Linked DNA regions of Mus musculus: region 1 is linked to region 2. A link is a loop called in an ENCODE intact Hi-C map of the cell type or tissue named here. Cell type or tissue: gastrocnemius. All regions are shown on one strand. Each heading gives the region's core, and the rest is flanking DNA. Links, peaks and the distances in the headings are about the cores only. Region 1 overlaps Ssh2 (slingshot protein phosphatase 2). Region 2 overlaps Ssh2 (slingshot protein phosphatase 2).

The links. Peaks named below come from ENCODE experiments on the same cell type or tissue, not always from the same donor. Only the 100,000 strongest peaks of a DNase experiment are listed, where the experiment ranks them.
Region 1: a loop joins it to region 2, with 2.2 times the contacts of the local background. A loop is called at or near these places in 3 of 42 quality-filtered maps.

What each region holds. Positions count from the first base shown.
Region 1 is chr11:77,418,491-77,426,830 of GRCm38, forward strand. It overlaps Ssh2 (slingshot protein phosphatase 2), which reads left to right. Exons shown (of 15, transcript NM_177710.4): 8 at 2,726-2,920; 9 at 6,811-6,904; 10 at 7,033-7,161. Among named protein-coding and RNA genes, the nearest start is that of Coro6, 41 kb to the right of the region's middle. RefSeq lists an enhancer at 3,979-5,951. In gastrocnemius, for the core only: no CTCF peak of the experiment used is centred there; no DNase peak of the experiment used is centred there; H3K27ac peaks cover 5,660 bases.
Region 2 is chr11:77,344,053-77,352,392 of GRCm38, forward strand. All of the region lies in intron 2 of Ssh2 (slingshot protein phosphatase 2), which reads left to right. Among named protein-coding and RNA genes, the nearest start is that of Gm24989, 100 kb to the left of the region's middle. In gastrocnemius, for the core only: no CTCF peak of the experiment used is centred there; a DNase peak (open chromatin) is centred at 4,195; H3K4me3 peaks cover 4,599 bases; H3K27ac peaks cover 4,528 bases.

The DNA.
Region 1 (8,340 bases), core at 313-8,312, 74 kb after region 2:
CCAGACAGGCAAATCCCCAGAGTTGGATAGCTCACCAGTCTAGCCAAGTCTAGCTCCGGGTTCAATGAGATGCTATGGCCATTAATTAGGTAGACATCAATAGAGGAAGACACACAACATTGACATCTGGCCTACCTGAGCACACATATACACATGTACACACAAATCTGCAATGCACAAACACTCATACCACACATACACAACAAATAAATTTCTGCTTCACATTCTAGTGCCTGTTCTATGATAGAAGCCCCGGATACATAGAAGGCAAGCAAAGCAAGAGTGAATAATCCAGGAAATAATCTAAACCTACATAACAGAAGTGAATCCTCATTGTCACTGAACAATTACCTTTCTTAATATTTCATGAAGTAACTGAGGTGGGACAGTTTTAGATGTGTTTATACCACATTTATAGATAGTTCACAGCATAGTTCACAGGTGAATTTTTATGGAAAACTTAATGATCCCCTTTGACTAATACTCAGAAGCAGTTAGCCTATCTATTCCCATGCATAGAGTAGAATGACAGTGCTTTTCAGATATATTTTGAAGAGGAAGACAAAGCAGCCTTAATTCAAGTAATAACCGCAGATCAAGAATTGATGTTGACTAGTAATTGTTCTGTTAACTTTTTTGAGGAATATTGAACTGAAAGTCATATAAGAAAAATATTAGCGATGAATCAAAGCAGTATTTTGACCAGGTGCTTCCTTAACCAGACAAAGAGTACTATAGTCTCCCGTTTCTATATGTACTATAGTCTCCCGTTTCTATATGTAGCCATTGTATCTGGAGCAACTAACACTGAGTATATTATAGCTGCAGCAGGTCTATAAGGTATGATTGTAAAGAGTGAATTTCCAAATGAAGAGAGTATGCCTGGAATCTCTGGAGTGCAATTGAATTTTTCTGAGCATTTGCCTATTTTGAGTAATAGAAAACATCTTAGGGGACTGACAGATGTCAGGTAAATGTTTGCTGCACAAGCATAGAGACTTATTCAATCCAAAATATCTACTTTAAAACACACACACACACACACACAACAGAATAGAGCCAGACAAATCTGAATCTAATCACCCTACTAGCCTCACCAAATTGATGAGCTCCAGGCTCAGTAAGAAACTCTGTCTCAAAGAAATGGGACTGAGGAGGTACCCAACAGTGGCTCCACATGCAGGAGCACACATGCACAAGTACACAGATGCACACACATACACACAAATGTGTACACATGCATATACCACACATACACACTTCAGAAATAAAACCACAGGTTATGTTTTTAAAATCCTTTTTAGTTGGCCAGGCGTGGTGGTGCACGCCTTTAATCCCAGCACTTGGGAGGCAGAGGCAGGGGGATTTCTGAGTTCGAGGATAGCCAGGGCTACACAGAGAAACACTGTCTCAAAAAAAAAAAAAAGTGGGGGGATTAAAAGGTATTTTTTAAAAATATGTAAGATCTTTGAAATGGCTTAGCAGGTAAAATCCCTGGCCAGACTGACAACCTGTGTGTAATCTTAGGATACTCTTGGTTGAGGAGGGAGCTAACACCCAGAAATTCACCTCTGGACCCCAATGTGTGCTACTGTGGCATGTGTATCAAATCATATATCAATTTTTTTAATTTTATAGGTGTTATACATTGTTAAACTCAAAAGTTAAAAATACGTATTGCTCTTGCAAACTCCCTAAATTTAATTTCCAGCTCTCAAACAGTGGCTCATAATCCTCTGTAACTATAGTTCCAAGGGATCCTTCATCTCCTTCTGACTTCATCAGGCACACATGGTGCACAGACATACATGCAGTCAAATTACTCACATAAAATAGTAAAATAAATAAATAAGTGTTATAAAGAAAATATGTAAGAGAATGGTCATAGAATTCTCTTGCACTTCCTTTTCCTTTAAGAGAAAAACATCAGTTTATAGCCAATTAAGACATTTATTTGAGCTTCTGCTATAAGCTAGGTTTTATTTTTAAGCACTGGAGATAGACCAATAAACAAAATGTAGAAGGTCCTAGGTTTTGTGTAAGTTACTTCCTAGCATTTCTTTTGTGTGTCTTGTTTACTTTCTAGCATTTCTGGCTTTAGTGTAGGTAAATAGAAAAAAGATAGTTTTTAGTTTTGTTTACCCTTCTTGGATTTCTGAGTTCAGAGTCAGGAGGTTTAATTTAGTTTCAGTGTATGTAGCCAGAGCTATTCTTAGAAGGCAAGTCGTGTGAATGAATAAATGGTCTAAAGAACCAGGAGACTAAGATAGCAAGAATGGTAAATGCCATTAGATGAGTACTCCCTGAACATCAAAGCACATATCCCTGTGGCTTAGGGGCATTGGCCTCTGTGGAGCCCATAAGAATCATAGAGAGTAAGTTATCCCATGATTCTGTGCCAAAGAGAAACAAATTTTAAATAGTTAATTGTTGAGATTTTTTTGTTTGCTAATGACAGTCACAACATGAATCCAAGTATATGAGGCCATAGGTCCTGGACCTGTTTTTCACTGGGGAGTTAGTTGTCAGTTCTCTCCCCCTCCCCCAGCTCCTTGCCTTGAGAATTCAAGCAAGATCAGAGACTCTTGACTCCTGTGGAGGGAGGAAATTCTCCAGAAAATGATACTCTGTAAAATTTTAAAAGTAGACAAGTTTGAGATAGAAGTGATTTTTATCCTTTGGTACCCCATAATTCTACAGTGCTCATTTTAGGCTTATCTTTCAGGTCTGCACTACAGAGTTTGCACAAGGCTTGTGAAGTGGCCAGAATGCATAACTACTATCCAGGCAGCCTTTTTCTCACTTGGGTGAGTTATTACGAGAGCCATATCAACTCAGATCAGTCCTCAGTCAATGAGTGGAATGCTATGCAGGATGTGCAGTCTCATCGGCCTGACTCTCCAGCCCTCTTCACAGACATGTAAGTTGGCTTGCTGAGGACTGTGGAAGCACATGTCCTAAACAGCAAATTCCTCAGGAACTAACCCTACACCACATATGTCATACATGAAGAATAGCCTTCTATCACCTGCAAAGGCCTGAGGAATTTCATTCCTGGGCACAATGGACTAACCATATCAAGAATGTAATGCTATAAAAATCAGATTCCACTAATTTGAAATTTGAATTTGGAGGAATTGGCTATAAAAGGATCATTAGATAAGTTAACAGCAAGATGCTTTTGAAGGGTTACTTAAGAAATTAAGCTGACTTTCAAAGGAGAACACTGTTCCTTTAGATGAAATCCCCAGTAACAATAGTTGATGTCTTATCTTTTATCAAATTCTGTTGCAACCAAGGCTGTTCATACTCTTCGGGACTGGAGGTCCACACTTTTTTTTTATTAGGTATTTTCCTCATTTACATTTCCAATGCTATCCCAGAAGTCCCCCAGGCCCTCCCCCCCGAGGTCCACGCTTTTAATCCCAACACTAAGGAAGCAGAGGCAAGGGGATCTGAGTTCAAGGTCAGCCTGGTCTACAGAGCGAGTCCTAAGCCATTCAGAGGTACATAGTGAAACCCTGTCTCAGGAAAGAAAGATGTTTCCAATCCCTTTAAAGGAATATCTGGGTTAAATTTATTTCTATTGAATTGTGGTTTTATTTTAGGCCAAAAAGTAATCAAAACATTATTTGATTTAAAAACAAAAACAGGGAGTTGTTGATTCTAGAGCCGTCTTTCCAGGAGACCGAGTCCTTTCAAGATATCATAGTAACCAACGAGATAGGAATCTGTGGAAAGGGATCTTCATGGTTTCATGTTGTGAAGCTGGTTAGTGGGTTTTGGAGAAATGGATGTTCCATCTCGCTCAATACAGGGGATAGTAGCACACAGTACACTTGGGAGACTGAGGCAGAAGGGTTTCAAGTTCTAGGACAGCCTGGACTACATAGAGTAGAACCAACCCCATCTCAAAATAGAGAATAAATGTTTCAAGTCAGTAAACTAATGTTTTCCTTCCCGAGTTATCTTTTGTTTGAGAAGACGTTGGATCTGTGGCACAGAAGGGATTGCTTGACATTCCTAAGCAAAAACAAACAAAACAGTGAGAGAGCCTGTCACCCAGTAAATTTACTTACTGAATTTTAGTTCTTAGTTTTAAGATGTATTAATAAATTATCTTTGTAGAAAATGACTTCATGGACACTGTAGACCAGAGTATCAGTGATGATGCGCAGACTACTTTTATGTCAACTTGACACAAAGAGTTGTCAAAAGGAAAGAACTTTGATTGAGAAAATGCCTCCATAAGATCAGCCTGAAGGAAAACCTGTAGGACATTTTCTTCAGTAGTGATTGATGGGAGCGGGCCCAGCCCTTCATGGGTGGTGCCATCCCTGGGCTGGAGGTTCTGGGTTCTGTAAAACACCAGGCTGAGCAAGCCATCAGAGGGAAGACAGTAAGCATGGCCTCTGCATCAGCTCCTGCCTCCAAGTTCCTGCTATGTTTTAGTTCCTGTCCTGGTTTCTTTTAATGAAGGACTACCATGTGGAAGTGTAAGCCAAATGAACCCTTTTCCTCCCCAACTCTTGGTCATGGTGTTTCATCACAGCAATAGTAGCCCTAACTAGGACATGGATATATCTGGATAGAGTGATTTTTTTAGTTAGTTTTGTTTTCTCTGTATTTTCACATTTGTTCCAGTAGCATCAAAGAGGGGAATGTGTTTGTGGGCTATAATGCCTTTCTGTGTCCTCTTCCTACCCAAATTAACTTTAAAAGCTTATAAAAGGATAGTGAAAATACAAGAAAATGTGAGGCAAAATGTATTTACAGTGTTTACTGTGAACAGTTTGTATTTGTAATCCAAGAGGGGCATGTCCACATGGAGTTCCCCAGTGTACACCTAATATCATACTAGGCTTAGAGAGGAGAAAGACCTTGTTCAAGGTCACATCATTGTAAAGGACTCAGAGAAAAACTGCTGAACTAAGAAATCAAACCCATGCATGCACACAGCTGCTAAAATCTGCTTTTATCAACACGTCTTTTCAGTGGAAGACTGTCCTTACACATTTGCTCCCATATTAGCCTAGATAAGAATTGTCCTCTTAGTCACAACAGAAATGCCTTGCTGTGAACAAGCGAGTGTTAGCAGTGTGCTGTGTGCTGTGTGCTGTGTGCTTCATGAGAAGCTGAGTGCCTAAGCAATGTGGAGCCCTGAGGGTGTGGAGTGCAGCCTGCAGCCTTGGAGATTACCAAGGCTATTTTTGCGGGCAGTGATAAGGCTGTAAGCAGCAGGAACAGGCAGGATGCCTGAAGGCTTAGGCCATGTCCATTTCTAAATAAGGAAATACAGAACAGATACCTTTCTCGAGTAGGTAGGAACAAAGATGGGATAGAAAGTACTCAAGTTCTCCATAATGAAACTGTGCCTCTAGAGAGAACCAATGCTTTTCTGGTAGTGAAGAGTCTGCCGCCTAGGCTGATTTCATAGTAAAGTTCCAAGAATAGATTTATTTTATTTTGTTTATTTGCTTGTTTGTTTTGAGGCAGGGTCTTACTGTGTAGCACTGGCTGTCCTAGACGTATGTTGCATTGTAGACCAGGTTAGCCTCGAACTCAGTGTGCTGGGACTAAAGCATGTGCTACCACATCTGGCCTTGAGTAATTTTATTTAGAGTCAGAAGGCTAGAAAACAGCACAATGCTTTAGCGAGAGAGCTAGGTTAGGCTGAGTGATCTGATTTCCCTGATAATGTATATGATTACCAGTGTATCTTTTAGCATTTGTCTCCTTAACTATAAAATAATATTGTTAATATAAAAACTTTACAGAAATGAGCAGGAAGGAAAGGGCAGTGATACACATTTATAATCCCATTACTTGGAAAACTGAAGCAGGAGGATTGAAAGTTCTAGGCCAGCCTGGACTACATGGCAAGACCTTGTCTCCAAAAACATAAAAATTTTCACAGAGCTATTCTGAGAGTTGCCATGAAAAGGAAAGTGTTTTGGATGAAACTATTCCATCCAAATAGCTGACCCCCTACAACCCATTTTGCAATAAAATTTGCCTTGTTGGAGGGAGATGGATCCGCTCTCCTTCTTTCCCAGCTTATAGGCCCACAGCCATGAATAATCAGAACAGATCATCAGAATGGCGTTTTAAGGTCTGGTTCTATTGAGTCACACCACTAGGCTACCCAGATTGGTATTCTAGCTCACTAAGTAATGCTATCCAAAGGCCCTTGACAGGAACATGAGACCACTTGATACACGCAGCTCATCTTTGCTTCTTCATAAATCTGTATATTTATGATGTATTCAAAGATGTTTTAACATATAGAGGGCTGGTGAGATGGGTCAGTGGGTAAGAGCACCCGACTGCTCTTCCGAAGGTCAGGAGTTCAAATCCCAGCAACCACATGGTGGCTCACAACCATCCATAACAAGAACTGACTCCCTCTTCTGGAGTGTCTGAGGACAGCTACAGTGTACTTACATATAATAAATAAATAAATATTTTTAAAAAAGAGTTGACATTTTAAAAAAACATATAGAACCTGTTCAAGTAATTTTTGCATGTTTATATTCTATATGGGTTTTTTTTTTTTTTAATGTTCGTTGGTTTGGTTTGGGAGTGTGTTCTTATTGTTAGCTTTGGTTTTTGGTTTTGTTTTAGGAATTGTCTCATTATGTAATACCCACATTGCCTTGAAACTCACTATGTATTCGCCTGCAATTTTCATTTGTTTCTGCAGTATAAATAAGAGTAAGAGAAATAGTTTGGAAACATAATCCAATGGTGAATTCATTGCTCTGATTAAGTTGTTTACAAAAAAAAAAATCACTACTTGTTTATTCTCAGACCAACTGAACGTGAGCGAACAGAAAGGCTTATTAAGACTAAATTAAGGGAGATCATGATGCAAAAGGATTTGGAGAATATCACCTCCAAAGAGGTAAGCAACTCTGAGTCCTCGCTGTTCCAAAGCCAGAAGTGGGATAACAGTAGATAGGGAGCTAAACTGGTATTGAAAACACAGAGGAGCCTTACAGAGATGAATACAGCACATCACCTCTGTTTCAGATACGCACGGAGCTGGAGATGCAGATGGTGTGCAACTTGCGAGAATTTAAGGAATTCATAGATAATGAAATGATCGTGATCCTTGGTCAGATGGACAGTCCCACACAGATATTTGAGCATGTATTCCTGGTAAGTTTTAAAACCACTTCAACTGGTATTTTGAAACTAGCTTTGGACTCAAGATGGGAAGGAAAGAAATTGTTACTTTACTATATTTAAACAAATATAACTGGACTGGAAAAATGGCTCAGTGGTTAAGAGTACTTACTATTTGTGCAAAGGAACTAGATTCAAATCCCAGCACCCACATGGCTCAGAACCATCTGTAACTCTAGGTCCTGGGGATCTGAAGCCCCCTCCTGGCCTCTGCAGTTACCAAGCATTCATCTGGTACACAGGAGATCAGGCAGACAAAACACTCATGTAAATAAAATAAATAAATCGAAAAAACGTGTCATGTAACTCATTAAAAGCATAGGCTCTGTGTACTCAAGCCTTGCTGGTTTCTAATCATCTCACTACCTGATGTTACTAACAGTCGTCATTTGTGCTGTTAGTGCTGTTTACATGGACGTATGGCAGGGATGCTACAGAATGTTTTGCTGCTGCTCATACCTTCCCAGTTCCCTTTTCAATGGACTTTTATGTGGATTAAAACTTGAGTGTAGTGGGAATATTTATACCAAGAAATTTAGCAAATGCCACAAACCAAGGCTTTCTTCCTCTAGGTTATTAAATATGTCATCTGTTTTCAGAGTCAAAAATGTCAGTTGCTTGTGGTTTCATACAATATATCTACCACTTTGAGGTTCCACTTCCAAAACGCATTCCCTAGGCCATTAAGAGCCGGCCTGGCTGGTGCCGGGTGTGGTGGCACACGCCTTTAATCCCAGCACTTGGGAGGCAGAGGCAGGGGGATTTCTGATTTCCAGGCCAGCCTGGTCTACAGAGTGAGTTCCAGGACAGCCAGGGCTACACAGAGAAACCCTGTCTCAAAAAAAAAACAAAAACAAAAATATATATATATCTAATACAATTCATCAGAGCAGATGGGACCTTCTTGTAACAGAAAGTCTGTTGGGCTGTATTTGCTTAGCTATTGTTTAGAGTGCTAAGGATCGAATCCTGATCCTTGCACGTGTTAAGCATGTGTTCTATCGTTGAACTACATCCTCAGCCATGAACTTTTTTTTTAAAGTATTTATTTATTATTACACATAAATAAGTATACTGCAGCTGACTTCAGACACACCAGAAGAGGACGTCAGATCTCTTACTGGTAGTTGTGAGCCACCATGTGGTTGCTAG
Region 2 (8,340 bases), core at 268-8,267:
ATATGTGAGGACATTTTCTGAAAACAGTTGTAATTGCCTAAGAGTGACATGACAGAGATGAGAAAAGTGGCTTTTCTTTTCCGCTTCTGAATCCTTGCCATATGTTACTATGACTTTTAAGTGGTTTAAAAAACAGAATGAAGAAATAGAGCAGGAACTAAACAGTTAATGTTTTGTGAAGTGTGTTGAATGTGAAAAGTGATCCCATAAATGCCTATTATTTTTACTAAACAATAGACGTGTCAGGCTTCTGTAACCTGAAGAAAGCAGGACTGCAGCATGTCCTTGTGCAGGAGCATATGGTGGCTCTGACCAGGTGGGAGGGACGCTTTAGAGAGCCTTTCTCTGGTGTTGAGATGCAGATCTTCTCAGGGTTCCACATTGCTCTTGTGTGTGAAATTCTATGCAAATGATTATAAAAGCTCAGTGGCATGGTTCAACTCAAGTGTTTAAAACAAAACACTCACAAAACATGACTGCTTTACGGAGCTATTGTTAACATTGTGCTGTACGGTATTGTCTGAAGAGTGCCTTTGACTTAGTGTAGTAAGATAGCTCTGTCTGCACAATAAATCTGAAATTGGGGGGATTATCTTGAGAGTTTTGTCCTGGCATTTTGCAGATTAAAAGATACATCAGGTTGTGTTACTCCGGGTAACAAGATTTTTGTTTTGTAACGTTTAAAGTGTTGGTTTTCTTCTTTTTGACACTCAAGGGATTAATTTACTATTTATTTCTCTAGATCAAACCCTTAGAGGAAACATCAAAACACAAGGAAGTCCTTAGTATAATCATTTTTCTTATGACCAAGTACTTAAATAATACAGTTGCATAAGTTAATGCTATTATTTGAAAGCTTAAAAGTAGAAACATGAAGTAAATATTACAGATATCAGATGACTATAGACTGTACAGTAAAACTTCCTAAATGAAATGATAATGTTTTTATGTATTTCAATTTTCACTCATTTCATCAACTTCTAGGTAATGAAATAAATACAAGTCCCTTTCTATTACTGGAAGCTGACTGTCAAGTTTGTGATAATAAAAACTTGTCGTCCTATCCAAACAGTGCTTTTGTCCACATATCTTGAAAAGAATTAACTTTCTTTTTTTTTTTCCTGTATGTGTGTATGAACTGGGGTCAGAGACAATTTATAAGAATCAGATCTCTTCTTCTACCATGTAGGATTGAACTCAGGTCATGAGCCTTGGCAGCAGCTGTCCTTAACTACTGAGCCATTTCATTGGGCCTGGATCTTACTTTTTTAAGACAGGGTCTCACCGTGTAGCCCGGGCTAGCCTAGAACTTTCTATGTAGACCAGGCTGGCTTTAAACTCACAGATATTCTCTGGTCTCAGCCTTCTGAGTGTTGGGATTAAACATGTATGACACCATGCCCCACCCTAGAACTTCTTATATCAGAGTCATTACCACTCCTTAACGCTTATGGAAAAAAACAAAGAAAACCATCTCCAATATTTTCTCAGTGAAAATGTAAGGTCAGTATTGAGCCTTACCTTAATATGGCAAACATTAAAGCCAAAGAGAAGATCTTTGTGCTAAGTATTTTTTTAAATATAGATACTGTTTTCTAATTAATCCTCAAAACAACTTAATAAATTAAGCTAATACTCAATGCAGTTTGTTAATTCCAAAGCCAGAGTCTTTAATGGCTGGTCACTGTCGATTTGAACTAGGTGTCTGTCTTAAATGGACTAAATATATTTCATGTTTCAGAATTTTTTAGTCTGTTTGTTTGTTTGCTTGCTTGCTTCTTTTAAAAGTATACTTATTTATTGGCTGCATAGGGGGTGGTTACACAAGTGTGGGCATACCACAGCACCACAGTGCCAGTACTGAGGTTAGAGGCTAACCTGTGGAAGACATTTCTCTTCTTCCACTATGTGAGTCCCACTCTGTGAATTCAAGTTGTCAGGCTTAGCAGCAAGCTTGCACCTTTACTTACTAAGCCACCTCATTGCCCGAGTCTGCCTGTGTCGTGAAGGCTAGCCTTAAACTTGTGATCCTGCTGCTTCAGCCTTTCAGGTGTTAGTACAGTGGGCACGCACCACCACACCTGACTCCTCAGAATCTTTAGTTGACAAGAGAATAGTCTGTCTAAGATTTTCAACTCTCAAAACAAAATTGGGGATTTGACTGTCCTGGAATTAGATTTGTAGACCAAGCTGGCTTCGAACTCAGAGATCCACCTGCCTCTGCCTCCCAAGTGCTCAGATTAAAGGCCTGTGCCACCACCACCTGGCTGAAAAAAAATTCTTAAAGATCTTATTATATAATTTTACATTAAGGGACTTATCAAAGCCTTAGTTACTATTTAAAAGGAGAATTTAAAAGGACGGGATTAGAGGTATTTTAAGTCTTCTTACTTGAATGGCTGACAAAGGTCTTTTAAGGGAAAACCAAAAGACTGTGCACTTCTGGGGCACCATTGTAGGAACCTTTTTGTGTGGCATAAGGATACATATTTACAAAATCTGTATCTATGAAATCTTCATCCCTTGCATTTCTAAATGTAATGAGTTTGATTGGATCAAGTAATACACATTTTCTGCTGAATTGTTTTTCAGATAAAGATGACTGCCATGCCATCATCTTTCCTAAATGACATCATTTAATACTGACTTCAGTAAAAATCCCCATCTCTTGCTGTGTCATGAAAGGAACTGGGCTCACCTTAATGCTGTTCTAAAGTGCCTTTTTTTTTTAATCACAGTAGGAGATTGTAATAAATTACAGCCTGAAAGAAGTTTCAAACTGGCAAGTTTGCCAGATATTTTAAGCAATTTATTTTGGGGTGTATCAGCAGATTTTTTTTTTTCTTACACTGCCATTTGGGTGCCTGCTGACACAGCTTGAACAAATCTTTAAAACATTTCCTTCCTAGAGATGGATGAAGATGATGAAACTAACATCCAGACTTTCCCTTAACTCTTCACTTGCCACATGGGTCTTTCCTACTGCCAGATCCCTAGGAAGTTATAGAAACCACCTTTTGTATGCTTCACAGTATTCTGAGCCCCGCATTACCTTGGTAATGGCTTGAAGTTTTATGGACAACTAATAAAAAAGTAATTCTAGTTTTAGGCATAAAATTTTATGTTTAGATTATGTTCATTGTCAGCATATTGAATATTGTCAAACTTCCCTGTACTTTCATATAAAACAAAGATTTGAGTTTTTCTTGATTCTAATACATTGAAAGTCTTACCTAGTTGGTTAGTAAAGTTGTTTTTAAAGTTCACTAATTTCTGGCTTTTGGATTCATTCATACACACACACACACACACACACACACACACAGAAATACTAAAAAAAAAAAAAAAAAAAAAAAAAAAAAAAAACAGTGGTCCCTAAAGTATTTGCCCTGGTGTAAGAAAGGAAGAGCGAGAGGGGAGCTGGAGGATGAGTTGTTGCAGGGTGCTTCGGTGTACTGGCCCCTGTAAACCAAGACCTGAAACAGAAAGAGGCTCCTTTTTCAGAGCTAGTTCTGATCAGATGAAAGGCACTGTACAGCCCATTGCAAGGAGCATGGGAAGGGCTTAAACCTTGTAAGGCATCAGAGAATGCCCTTTGATGGGAAACGCCGCCTTAGATGGAAACACAGGCCATCTTCGAAAACTACCGACATCTAGATCTCGTTCCAAATGCATCAAAATTTAATTAGTCCAATGTGTAGTTTGGGCATTGGGATATTTAATCTTCACAAATTGTACATACAACTAAGGCTGTTGAACCCTCTATATTTATTTACAAGGGTTAGAAGATTCTTGTCCACATTGTCACACACTATAATCTCTCTAGTTCCACCTTGAGGACCCAAGAAAACCATTGATACATATTTAACTTGTGAGACCTTTAAAAACTTTGAAGACCATTCATAAACTTGGTTTGTTTGCAGTACAGTGCATAGAGCTGGTTAAGAGGCTACAGTGCATAGATCTGTTTAAGATACGGTACTTTTCAGTTGAGCATTCGGAGTAGAGAAATTTTCTCTGCCCATTACTCTCCCTTCACCCAGGCTATCGTCTCCCGCAGCCCCCTTACCCAGGAGGCCCGTAAGCGTTGAGGGATCCGCGCGGGCGCTAGGAGCCTTGGGGCGGAGCGTCGGCGAGGCCCACCCTCCGGACGCTCTAGACCGCCCCGCCCAGGCGCCCCGCCCCGGACGCGGGTGGGGGAGGGCTGCTGGCAGCGCCCGACTGCCCAGACTACACAGCGGAGCCCCGGGGCTTCGGCGGCTGCCTCGGAGCTCCCGGGCGGACCCAGGTCAGCCGCCGGGAACCAGCGTCTCGGGCCCGGGTTATTCGAACGCCGGTCCAGGATGCGGAGCTATTCAGTGTGAGTCGACTTCATGACCCTGAGCACTTTGGCAGGCGAAAGGAAAGCGCTCCCTGCCAGCACCTGCAGCCTCGGTGGCCCCGACATGATCCCCTACTTCTCTGCCAATGCGGTCATCTCGCAGAACGCCATCAACCAGCTGTGAGTCCGCCTCTGCAAATGCTCAGAAAGTTTGCTTTTCCAAGCGGCTTTTCCAGACATTCTGGGGCGCGAATTAGCGAGCGAGGGCGAAAGCGCAGCATGCTTGCTGCGAGGTCTAGATGCATCTGGTCTGGATGGTGGGGTGGAGGTGTTGGGCGATTCATGGAGGCAATGAGTGTCCCGGAACCTAGTGAACAGATAAATCTTTTGGAAGAATACCGGTGAACCTTGAAGGAGTCTAAAAATGGATTAACCTCTTAGCCGTCTATGGTGACTGAGTGACTGCTGAACTTTGTAGCACGCGAGACTGGGGAGAATGGTTGATAGAATCAGAATAGCGGCAGAAATGTTTCAAGGGTCCCGTGGATCCTGCTGGAAACCAACTTATTGTGGTAGTGAGTCTTATTTAAGTTTGCATTTGACTATACGTTTCTGTTATGGCTCACACAAAGAGGTTCATGCTGCTGTAGTCCGAAGTTATTTCAGAAAATTAGATTTCAGTAGTTTTCTTTTCCTGACTAGTACATAAAACACAAGCCTTCCTGTACTCTTTGAATCACTCAAGTGCAGGATTTACACGCATCTTTAAATCGTCATTGTTTTTGAAGTCAGGCTGTTACTCCTTTCCGTTGTGGTTTGCCTGCTTGTAAGAGCTGTGTGCTGAAGCTTGTGGTTAATCTCACCTCACAGTTATAAAGTCGAAAGTAGAGGAACTCCACCAATTCAAACTCTGTCTTTAATTCAGAGGAGAGCTTTAAGGTTGCTTAAGATGGTAGCAGTTTTAGTTAGTGTGTTTGAGTTCCTTCTAAATTGTCTTCAGAGGAATCGCCTGCTGAGATTTCCCTAGGCCAGCCCCAAACAGGGTTGCTACCAACCCTCTCCATTTAATGTCCAGCAAAAACTTTTCATTATTGCTTATTAAAAGCACAGATAGCATATAAAGTGATTTGTAGATACATTCATTCCTAATTTACTATTTTAGTTATTGATAAACTGTTTTATCCTGCCAATTGAAATTAAACGGATTTGAGGTTCATACTTTTCCTTTATGTCGATCATAGTGGAACTCCTGAGAAAGATAGCAAAAGGGGGGGAATGGCTTTACTGCCCAGTTCGCTAAAGTCTGCACACTAGACTACCTAACTCTAAAGAGGTGAGAGGAGATGGACTGGAAGAGGAGGAAAGGAGTGAATAGTCTAAAATTTAATAACCACGCTCAAATGAATAGTTTTATCAGTACTTCAGGAAAGGGGGCAGTGTAAGACCCACCCCTGAACAGTCAATGGGTGAGCAAAATGCATACACTAAATGCATACACTGCAACGTTATTCCACTTCTTAAAAGAATATCCTGGAGCTGGAGCCATGATTCCACAGTCATCAGTGAGGAGTCTGGCTTGGGGAAGACAAGTTCCCACACTTGCTTCAGGTTCCTCACTACCACCTGTAACTCCAGCTTCAGGAGATCCAAGGCCTCTAGCATCTGCACATACCTACACAAACACAGATAATTTAAAATAATAAATAAAAATACTAAAAACAAATCTTAAAAATACTGTCTTTTTTAAAAAAGGAAATTTTGACATATGCTAGAACATGATGAACTTTGAAGACATTGTACTAAGTGAAGTAAGCCAAAAAGAACAAATGCTCTGTGGTCCTATTTGTATGGTCCCAGCTCCAGAACTTAAATGTTGTTAAACTTGAGAGAGGAGTATTTTTAATACTAGTGGGATCAAAAGGTCTAGATACCTTTTCCTACTTATTAATGTCCTTGGGAGAATCATTTGACTTTGTTTTCTTCCACTGTAAAATGTGAATTCAATACAACAGATCTCTCGCCCTTTCCCCCTGTTCTGTGTCTCAGTGGTAGATTGTATTGTGCTGGTAGATCCTTAGTAGCTCCGAAGAGATCATATAGTTAGTTAACACTTTGCAAAACTGTAAATCCCTGCAACAAAAGTGAGCTAACTGAATTTAATAATAGCTAACAGCTGCCACCTATGGCCCGCTTGTCACTGTGCTGAGTTTAATGTGTGTTATCTCACTTAGCCATCACGGGAGTCCTGTGAATTACTTTGTTGTGTTTACAGTAATGAGACTGGAGCTCAAAGCCACACTAATAAGTGACAGAAACTCCTTAAGATCCCCATCCAGCTTTTTAAATCACTATAAAAATGGTATTTTGTGTTAGTAACTGCAGGGTCACTTTTGAGATCCATAGTAAAGATCTTTGCTGAGTGATGCTAAGGTAGGATGATAAACTTTTAAGCAATTTTTTGGAATAATCTCTTCCTATTTTATTTCTTTAAAGAGAGAGTGCCTAGCTACATATTCCAACCTGAGCCCAAATTCACAGTCTTCTTGCCTTAGGCTCCTGGGTAGTAGGTGCCACTAGCAAGGCAAACTTTAGGATTTGTTTATTTTGAGACAGGGTCTCGTCATGTAGCCTTGTTTGCCCTGGAACTGCTATTAGACCTGCTATTAGAACTGCTATTATTAGTCTTTGAACTCAGAGATTCTCCTGCCTCTCCCTCATGAGTGCTGGGATTAAAGGGGTGTGGTGCCATGCCTGGCCCTAATTTTTAGGATCTCTCTCCCTTTTTCCCTCTCCCATCTCTCATCTCTCTGACTCTTGAAATGCTGGATATTAGACGCATGCTAGGTAAGCACTCGGACACTGAGTTATAGCATACACAACTCACTTTATTCTTAAGAGAGGCTTGCTGTTGTTTTGACTTCTAAACTCCACGTAACTAGTATTGCTTTGAATATATTTATTAAACATTTACAGTGCTGCTTAGCTCATCATCATTAGAAACATCCATGGGCTTAATATATTTGTTGTTGCTACTTAATGCAAACATCCTCAACGTGGAGAATGTGACTTGTCTTCAGAAATTAATGAGCTCCCCGGAAGGAAATGTGAAAATATGGAGTAGATAAACAAAGATTTTGAAATCAGATTCTCAGTCTGTGATCTTAGAAGAACAGTGCTAATCTTTTCTAAAGGGAAGTGTTATTTCTAAGACCTGATGGTATACACCTTAACTGATAGGAGCAATTCAAGCAGTAGCAGGTTTATTTATAAATAGCAAAGACTAACTGGAGTAACTAAAAGGTTCAGAAAGATAGCTAGGAGCCCAGGATGGTAGCTGTGCCTGCAGATGCTATAGCTAGCTACTCTGGAAGTTGACACAGGAGAATCTTGAATTTGAGGCCAGCTTCAGCAATGTAGTGAGACTCCTGCCTCATAAAGGGTGGGGTCAGATTTAATAGTCCCAAGTAAAGACTGATACAAGCATAATTTGAGTTTAAGGGAAAGGATTCATGAACATTTAGGCAAGTGATTAGTAGTCAGGATAGGGCTTGCCCTTTAGAGGATTTCTGTTCTTTTTTTACTTGGTTGCTCAAATGATGTGTTTAGAAACCAAGTAACAAATCTTAGGAGACTTGAGTCAAAGAATAAATAGGCCACAGTGAGATTACAAAACCTTCCTGTCAAGTGCAAATCAAAACAACCTTGAGATTCCACCTCACACCAGTCAGAATGGCTAAAATCAAAAATTCAGGTGACAACAGATGCTGGCGAGGATGTGGAGAAAGAGGAACACTCCTCCATTGCTGGTGGGATTGCAAGCTTGTACAACCACTCTGGAAGTCAATCTGGAGGTTCCTCAGAAAATTGGACATAGTACTACTGGAGGATCCAGCAATACCTCTCCTGGGCATATACCCAGAAGAAGTTCCAACTGGTAATAAGAACACATGCTCCACTATGTTCATAGCAGCAGCCTTATTTATAATAGCCAGAAGCTGGAAAGAACCCATATGTTGTCC